Linked DNA regions of Homo sapiens: all the other regions are linked to region 3. Evidence: chromatin contacts called from ENCODE Hi-C or POLR2A ChIA-PET data. All regions are on one chromosome and are shown on one strand. The core of a region is the stretch at or near the end of the contact, and the rest is flanking DNA. Distances in the headings are between cores, read along the strand shown. Region 1 overlaps TMEM252-DT (TMEM252 divergent transcript). Region 2 holds the start of LINC01506 (long intergenic non-protein coding RNA 1506). Region 3 holds the start of PTAR1 (protein prenyltransferase alpha subunit repeat containing 1).

Evidence for each region. Hi-C counts contacts between places; a loop is a spot of excess contacts on that map. ChIA-PET counts read pairs that join two places held with the same protein, here RNA polymerase II (POLR2A). Pooled maps may share reads with other maps.
Region 1: a map of B cell shows a loop between it and region 3 (18-fold over the local background). The contact joins the enhancer-like site here to the promoter of PTAR1 in region 3. A Hi-C loop is called at or near these places in 1 of 168 maps with a recorded cell type or tissue (B cell). POLR2A ChIA-PET finds 5 or more read pairs at or near these places in 1 of 52 experiments (activated naive CD4-positive, alpha-beta T cell).
Region 2: a loop to region 3 is called in a pooled map, with 6 times the contacts of the local background. The contact joins the promoter of LINC01506 here to the promoter of PTAR1 in region 3. A Hi-C loop is called at or near these places in 1 of 37 single-sample maps with no recorded cell type and 2 of 50 pooled maps. POLR2A ChIA-PET finds 5 or more read pairs at or near these places in 2 of 52 experiments (OCI-LY7 and WTC11).

The regions. Positions count from the first base shown.
Region 1 is chr9:68,576,540-68,579,239 of GRCh38, forward strand. The region is part of intron 2 of TMEM252-DT (TMEM252 divergent transcript); the gene reads left to right. Among named protein-coding and RNA genes, the nearest start is that of LINC01506, 31 kb to the left of the region's middle. Within about 2 kb of position 1,397, at least 2 of the 41 ENCODE cell types and tissues checked have a DNase peak (open chromatin) inside an H3K27ac peak, as active enhancers do.
Region 2 is chr9:68,545,352-68,548,062 of GRCh38, forward strand. LINC01506 (long intergenic non-protein coding RNA 1506) reads right to left here and starts at 1,251. Exons shown (of 4, transcript NR_109769.1): 1 at 1,208-1,251; 2 at 366-485; 3 at 150-273. All of the region lies in intron 2 of TMEM252-DT (TMEM252 divergent transcript), which reads left to right.
Region 3 is chr9:69,758,637-69,761,336 of GRCh38, forward strand. PTAR1 (protein prenyltransferase alpha subunit repeat containing 1) reads right to left here and starts at 1,375. Exons shown (of 8, transcript NM_001099666.2): 1 at 1,217-1,375. The coding sequence starts at 1,302. It overlaps LOC105376076 (a long non-coding RNA gene), which reads left to right and starts at 1,459. Exons shown (of 4, transcript XR_929910.3): 1 at 1,459-1,837. RefSeq lists enhancers at 873-922, 2,397-2,700 and a silencer at 1,063-1,532.

The DNA.
Region 1 (2,700 bases), core at 147-2,646, 1.2 Mb before region 3:
GGCATCCCTGCCTGAGATCCTCTTCTTTAAGAGCCATGCATATGTACTGGGATCATTTAAAGGAGAAAATCTTCTATTTTTTAAGAGTGTCAGAAGTGAAGATTTCACACCTGCCAACAGAAGGTGCCGTCAAAAAAAGACAGTGGAGATGGAGCTGCTCCTAATGGAAGACTGTCAGACAATGAAACTCACCTCCCATTTCCCGTAGACCTCTGTCTTTGCTAGACAATGGAGGTTGCCAGTTGGTCAATCAAGTAAGCAACCCCTTGCTACTAAGTCAACCAGTCAGTGTTCTATTCCTGCAGGCAAGAGACATCCTGGGTAAAATGCCCATAGCTAGTAACTCATAGGCATTCAATATCTGATTATTTAATTAATACTGCTTTTAGAAATTTAAAAATAATAACTGCGAATGCCAACAGCTTTCGGGCTCTGCAGCAAACCAGTGGAGGCATTTGGGACTTTCTTTTTCAACTGTTCTCATTGGGGCTGAGACTATCATCAAGAAGTACCAAATAAACATATTTTCAAAAATCGATGTTATTTTTAGATTCTTTGGATCCTTGTTTTTGGCATTAGCAGCAGGAAGAAACCTTGTGTTTTGAAACGTTTCTTTTCTAATTGTGCTGTTACACACACAGTTGGACAAAATGTCTGGTTTCCTTTGAGAGAGAACCATCAGCATAAACAAAGATGGTAAAACAGCTTCTTTCTTTTTTGTCATTATTCCTGTTCACTGAAGAGAAAGGATGGTCTACCTCAGAGGTTACACACTGGTGGCCTGTGGTTAGCATTTAGACTGGAGATGTATTTTGTTTGACCAGCACACTGTTAAAGCAAGCAAACAAACAAACAAATGCAATTTAAAAAAGGCAAACAAACCCTGATGTTGAATGCCTTTACAGGAGGTCTGATAGTCATCAGGCTTTTGCAATTTCTGTTTCTTGTATGACTCTTGTAGGTATTTTATTATGCAGCCCTGGGTCTGCGGAGAACAATGTATGCACAGCCAATTGTTTTTCTCTCATAAAGAAGAATACTGATTGAGTGGTGGTAGAGGGTGGTTAAGGGAGTCAGCAGAAACCTGCAGGTAATCTACCTAAAATCGTGACTCCTCCCCCACCGAGTTTCCACCTGCAACTATATTCTTTCTGTAGAAGACTTTGGCTAGACAGGGGTTGGAGTCCACTTTACAGGACAGGCTACTCCCAGGGAGGAGGAGCTGTCACAGGATGGGTCTGTTGTAAGGACATTAATTAGACCATGGTGCTAGGGGATGATGGACGGGGAGGAGCGAAGCTCTGAGCCCACTCCAAGGAAGTTTCTCTTTGGGTCCTTTGATCCTTTGGTTGGTGCAATGAGGTGAGTCTGCACAGGGCCTCTAAAGGGCTCGTTGCTGCAGGCTTCACCAAGCAGGCTTTGTTGGCAACAGGAAATATTCCCCAAGGTCAGAGGCGGTGACTTCATCCACATTTAGAAATCAGAAGGTGAGAATTGACTCAAATGCTTGCGGCTTTCCTACTCAGTTCAATATTTTGGAATATGTACAAAATTTCTTTCTAGAAAGTTCCTCAAACTTTTAGCACACAGAATGGCTCTAATTCGCTACTAATCCATCCTTTTTACCACAGATGTTTACACTCATTTTCTTAGGACCAGAGATTCCATCACATGTTTTTAATCCCCTGCCCCTGACCCCATAACACTCTCCCCAAACGCAGAGCAAGGCAAACCATAGGGCCTAATAAGTGGTTAATGGGTTGAGTTCATTTTCAGTTCCTTTTATTTCACACTTATAGGTTGGGCTATAAAAAGGTCAAACTTCCCTTGGTGATAGCATATTACTACTAGTGGTTGAAGCTCAGAAATAATAATAGTCTGGATTAACTGTACATTTTCAAACCATAGAAACCAGCTCAAGTTTGTGGTCAGGGCTTCTATTTATGCTTCCTTTAAAGAGTGTGACAAGGGTTAGATGAGTTCTGGTCTTAATCCTTTTAATTCAATGTGCACCTGTCCACTGCAAGGACACATGAAGCATACAGACCTTCTGGATTCAAATATGGCAGAAAGGAAATGGCCCGGGCTCCCTTCTGGAACATCACACACTGCAGCATCTCAGCCTTCCAGAGTGCCTTTATTCCATTCTCAACCCTGGGCCCATAGTTGAGAATCAGAATGTACTACTTTTTGTTTCCTTGTTTGTTTTTAAGACTTCAAAACACACAAGATTTTCATAACAATGTCTGTATACCAGGATATTATTTTAGGGTATAATTTCTGTAATAATGTTTGCCAATAGTTGATTGTCTAGACTGGATAAATGGAGTGATATGCGATCATCCCTTGTATTCACATATATTTCTACTACATTACCATCTATGTTGAAGGTCCTTTAACAGAGACATAAGAAAGAAAAGTATTGACTGGGCACGGTGGCTCATACCTGTAATCCCAGCAATTTGGGAGGCCGAGGCAGGTGGATTACCTGAGGTCAGGAGTTTGAGACCAGCCTGACCAACATGGTGAAACTCCATCTCTACTAAAAATACAAAAAAAAAAAATAGCGAAGCGTGGTGGTGGGTGCCTGTAATCCCAGCTACTAGGGAGGCTAACGCAGGAGAATCGCTTGAATCCAGGAGGTGGAGGTTGCGGTGAGCTGAGATTGCACCACTGTACTCTAGCCTGGGCGACAGAGTG
Region 2 (2,711 bases), core at 1-2,500, 1.2 Mb before region 3:
ACCAATTACTTGTAATTTTAAACAATTTTTATTACTTGCAGTTTCCCTCCTATTTATGTTGCAGTATGCCCTCTTTCCCCACACTCACTAGTAGTAATAACATTTTTGAAAAAAAGAAATGAAAGCAGATGTACACTTGCTTTACTCACAGTGAAACAGCATAGACATGGAGAGAAAGCGTCTTGTTCTTCAGCCATCTTGAAGGTGTAGAAGAAACTCAAGCAGAAGAGCAGTTGTAATAACAGAAGAGAAAATCAGGCCACATTCTCAGGGCTGGGGCAAAATAAAAAGAATGTAAGAAAGAGGCAGTCAAACACTAAGAAGTTGCCTTGAAGAGTCATTTCAGGAGACCTTTGGCCCTTTACCTGAGCTGTATCCTATCTTCTGGATCTGCCTTCTCTCCCATGCCAACTTTTCCATTTTCTCCCCCTTGCCACTACTCAGCACTGATTATGAGAGTAAGGGGCCATTTAAAGGTGGCAACACTGCAGAAGAGAGAGACTGATGATTCACCAAAGTTCACAGACAGTATGAAACTGATGGGAAAATGGATACGCTGGAGGGGTATGGTTCACACCTCTAGAGAGAAAAGTTCTGGGACTCAGTGGAGGCCAAGCCAAAGTCCCCCATCACTGTTTCCATCTCCTTCTCAAGAGATCCACCAAGGAAATGATACCTTGCTTTTAAACTAGTCTATTTGCTTATTATTCTTCCTCTTAAAAATTCACCCATCAGGCCGGGTGCGGTGGCTCATGCCTGTAATCCCAGCACTTTGGGAGGCCGAGATGGGCAGATCACGAGGTCAGGAGATAGAGACCACCCTGGCTAACATGGTGAAACCCCATCTCTACTAAAAATACAAAAAACATTAGCCGGGCGTGGTGGTGGGCACCTGTAGTCCCAGCTACTCAGCAGGCTGAGGCAGGAGAATGGCTTGAACCCGGGAGGCGGAGCTTGCAGTGAGCCAAGATCGCACTACTGCACTCTAGCCTGGGCGACTAAGAGAGACTCCATCTCGAAAAATAAAAAAATAAAAATAAATTAAAAAAAAAATTCACCAATCAGCAGAAGTGTCTGACATAGCAGTAAGCAACAACATGTTATTTGGTTGACAGCCAAATTATCTTAAACCATAATCACTCTTTCAACACTGTTCCTTTGAGCATGACAGATCCATGAGGATTGTTCTGAACACTGAGTGCCTTACCTTGCACATCAGAGCCCCCAAAACCTCACCCTTCTTTCAGTCTCCGGTGCAATACACAAATGCCTTAGAACTTCTCACAGCCCTATGCACTCTAGTTTCTGTTTACCAGGCACATGGGCCAATACCCTTGTTTCGAAAACAGGAAGAGCATTGCTGTGAATGAGAAGTCAGTGGGGACTTTGGAAGGAAACTAATGGTGTGTAGAAGCTGTTGCATAGGAGGGACATGGGGCCAAGAGCTGAGGCAGACTGGCCAGATTTCAGAAGGTCACTTTGGTTTAGGAAGTGAGGCTTTGTGGGAGGCAGGGAAGGGGCGCATAGGCGTAGCAAGAGATGTCAGCCCTGCCTGATTTCACGGTGGTGATTACTGAGTGATTTCTGGATTAGCCTTTCACACTTGAGGGTTCACTGAGCACTGGCCACTTCCTCCTCTTTTCCATTCTTGTTTTCTTTGCTTTTGAAACTGTCCACCCTCCCTCCTCTTCCCCCACTCAGGAGAAGATTTATATGAAGGCTTTTTTTTGGTTGGCAAAGAACAGCTTCTCACAAAGTGCATGGCACAGTAAGGTAAGCTGATGTGAGAGCAGCACGTGAGGCCCCACTCACCCTGGGTGGAACCTAGTGGGTCTCTGGGCCAGGGGACTCTGTGGAGACCAGGACTAGGTGGAACTATGGGGCAGTTGCCTAAAGTGCAAAATTTGTTGGGGGTTATAGGGGGTGGGGAGGGTGGAACTTAGTAATCAAGAAAAATCATATTTTCCAGCAATGTTTTAAAAAATCTAATTGGCAGAATATGGCTCATGGGGCAGCAGCCTGTTTCTGTAAATAAAGTTGTGGTGAGGAAATTTGGTCCTGTCTATTGGCCAAACAGAAAGATAAATTTTGTTCTAGAGGGAGGTCAATTTAATCCACAAATAAGCCAGAACAAATTTAATTTCTTTGGGGATCCTTGGAAAACTGAAAAGACCACACTTCCATGGCCACTTTGGATCAGAGCAGAAGCCTCAAGCCAGGGCAGAATCTGACTGCCTGCATTGACACCACCTGGCATGATGGGCAGGGACTTGTAAATAGGAAGCAGTTTCTGTGCCCACTTTATGAAATTCTCTGTAATATTCTGTTTCCCTTTTCTCCACTTCCTAGTTTTAATACTCTTGAATAACTTAAGTGATAGCAAAATATGTGTTGCTCAAAGATTTAGTAGAACTCCCTCATAAAACCACTGGGTCCAAGACCTTTTTTTCTCTTACTTTTTTTTCCTTGTAATTTTTTATTGACTGCTAGGTACTGTGTGTAGGATAGTAGAGACTGAGATAAACAGTAGATATGCCATGCCTGAACATGGGCACAACTCTGCCATTGCTCACCTCTCGGTGTAGGGAGTTGAGCAAATCTAGTCAAGATTTGGGCTGAGTTTGGGTTTTGTTGTTATTATGGTTCCCTTCAGTGCACTACTGGCTTCAAATTCCTCTGGTATTAACTGGTGCTTGGGGTGAGGGATGGCT
Region 3 (2,700 bases), core at 125-2,624:
CGTCTCCAATTGTGTGCCACAAGGGAGCAAAACATCCAACGGCTTCTTAACTGTTTTACAATCATCACCTTGGAGGAAAAGAACACTTTGGTAAGATACACGTTTGGCAACTTTTTTAGGCAGAAAAGCTGAACCGGTTAGAATACTTAAAAAAAAAAATCATGAGCTCCAGTCTAAAGAATAAAATAAAAATAAATTAAATAATAATAAAAAATAATAAACTAAAAAAAAAAAAAATAAACTCCAAAAACAACTAGCTAAAATGAAAGTAATGCAGAACTGGATGCCATGTTTCTTTTCTTTGAGGAGGAAGAGGTATGGGAAAGGAGGTACATTGTTGCTTCTTCCCTACACCTTTGTATAATGTAGATCTCTCTCTCTCTCTCAATAGCTTTCTTTTCACTTGTTACATAAAAGCAAAGTGTTACAAAAAGTAGACTCTTGCGGTATCTTCCCACAGTACTTCAAGTAAAATGGAAGAGATACATATGTCAGTTCTGCAGTGTCCCGTTAAAGAGGGCAGCAGTGTTGGGATAAAAATGAGTTAACATGCTCCTTGTAACTATGAATCCGCTTATGCTAAAAAGTATCAAGGTTTCATTTGCTTTATCCCAGACTCCACACTGCGCCCACAGAAGCTTCTCTTGAGAATGTTCTGTTCACCTTTCAAAACACAATGTATTATCGGAGTCACTTTACAATTTTGTGGCAAGTAAGGCTAAAGTCAAAAGCAGCCTCAAACCACCTTTAGTTAGTAAACTGAGGGGTTTGAGGCTCATTAAAAGTAAGAGGATCGGTTACCCCCTCTTGCCAACGTCCGGGATGAATCTCAAGAGTTGTGTTTACAAGGCATACACGGACCCACATCGTTGTGTGCGCCCGAGTACCTTAAACACAGGAAGGATGTCGACCTACGGGGGACGTCTCTGGAGTTTCGTGAACTCCTATGAAAAGGTGGGGAGGGACAGAGAAAGTAGTTCCGTTTTGATTTTTTGAGGTCACTTCTAGGGACTCGACCGCGAGCGCGTCCCGGTAGCGGAAAGCCGGGCCAGCGGCGGCCGACAACGGTCCCGCCCGACACGGCTCTGCCTCCTCCCTAGAAGGGCTCGTGGGCCAGGACCCGCTGTCCGCCCGCCGCCCGAGGTCGGGTGGACGCTTGGCCCCGCCCCCGCCCGCTCCCGACGACCCTCGGAGGCGGCGGAGGCGCGCGACTCACATGTGTGGGTTCCTCCTGAAGGCGTTAGTGATGTCCTTCACAACCCGCTGCACCAGCACCGCCACCTCCTCGCTGGTCTCGGCCATGTTGGCGGCGGCCGCGACAGTTCGGGCGCGCCTCCGCGTGAGCCGGGCCGCCGGCGGGAGTTCCGCGGAGAACGAGCGCGCGCGCGCGCGCGCGGGTGCTTCGGCTAGGCCGCGTCCCCGCCGCCGCGGCCGCCGCCGAGCACTTCCGGGTCAGCCAGTTGGCGGCCTGGGCGTGGCGTTAGCTAGGGTTGGTGGCCTTCCAGTGAGTGGAGAAGTTCGCCTCCGCGCGGGTAACGGACTTTCTAAGCGTCAGAGAAGATGCTGGACATTTGTTTGCAAAGTTCTCTCAGGCCTCCGATTTTCTTATTTTAAGTTTTAGGCGAAACCTCAAGACACACTCCCAGAGAGTCAGACACCTTCCTGAACCCCCCCAGCAAGGTCCCCGGGCATTCCTGAAGGAATGTTCAACTGAGGATGCAGGGCCTCTTAACAGTTAGTCCCGGGCGTTTTTCAGAGCTTGTCTGCTTTATTTTCCCAGCCTGAGAGATGAAGAGGTCCAGAGGCATTGCGGCGGAGCGAGTCCCTATTTGACCGTGTTGGTGACCTCCTTTCTAACTGTGCCAATTTTTGTCTCTGAACTTGAAAGCAGCCTTTTTAAAAAACATTAATTAAAATTCTTAAATTTATTAAAGGAAGAGAAAGGAAAGTGAAGGAAAAGTTATTTGCCATCTGTATGTAGGAAGTAGAAGTGAAATCGTTTTTAGATTTTTCGACTTCATTTTGTACTGCATTTGGTAGCCTTTGCGTCAATTTTGGAATTTAAAAAAAAGGATCAAGGCTCTGACAGGGTTTGTTCATAATAGCAAAAATAAATTTTTGTAGGAAAAACGAGCTTTCTAGTTTATTTAGGATTTTGAAATGCCATAACTAAAATTTTTGTGTATCAGGTTTTCTTTTGCACCTCTGGTAGAAAAATCTGGCTGCCCTTGGTTCAGTTTTATTCTTCCACCCTTGAAATCTGGCCAGGTGCGGTGGCTCACGCCTGTAATCCCAGCACTTTGGGGGGCCAAGGCGGGCGGATCACAAGGTCAGGAGATCGAGACCATCCTGGCTAACACGGTGAAACCCCGTCTCTACTAAAAATACAAAAAAAAAAAAAAAAAAAAAAAAGCCGGGCGTGGTGGCGGGCGCCTGTAATCCCAGCTACTCCCCACTGCACTCCAGCCTGGGCGACAGAGCGAGACTCCGTCTTTAAAAAAAGGCCGGGCGCGGTGGCTCACGCCTGTAATCCCAGCACCTTGGGAGGCCGAGGCGGGTGGATCATGAGGTCAGGAGATCGAGACCATCCTGGCTAACAAGGTGAAACCCCGTCTCTACTAAAAATACAAAAAATTAGCTGGGCGCGGTGGCGGGCGCCTGTAGTCCCAGCTACTCGGGAGGCTGAGGCAGGAGAATGGC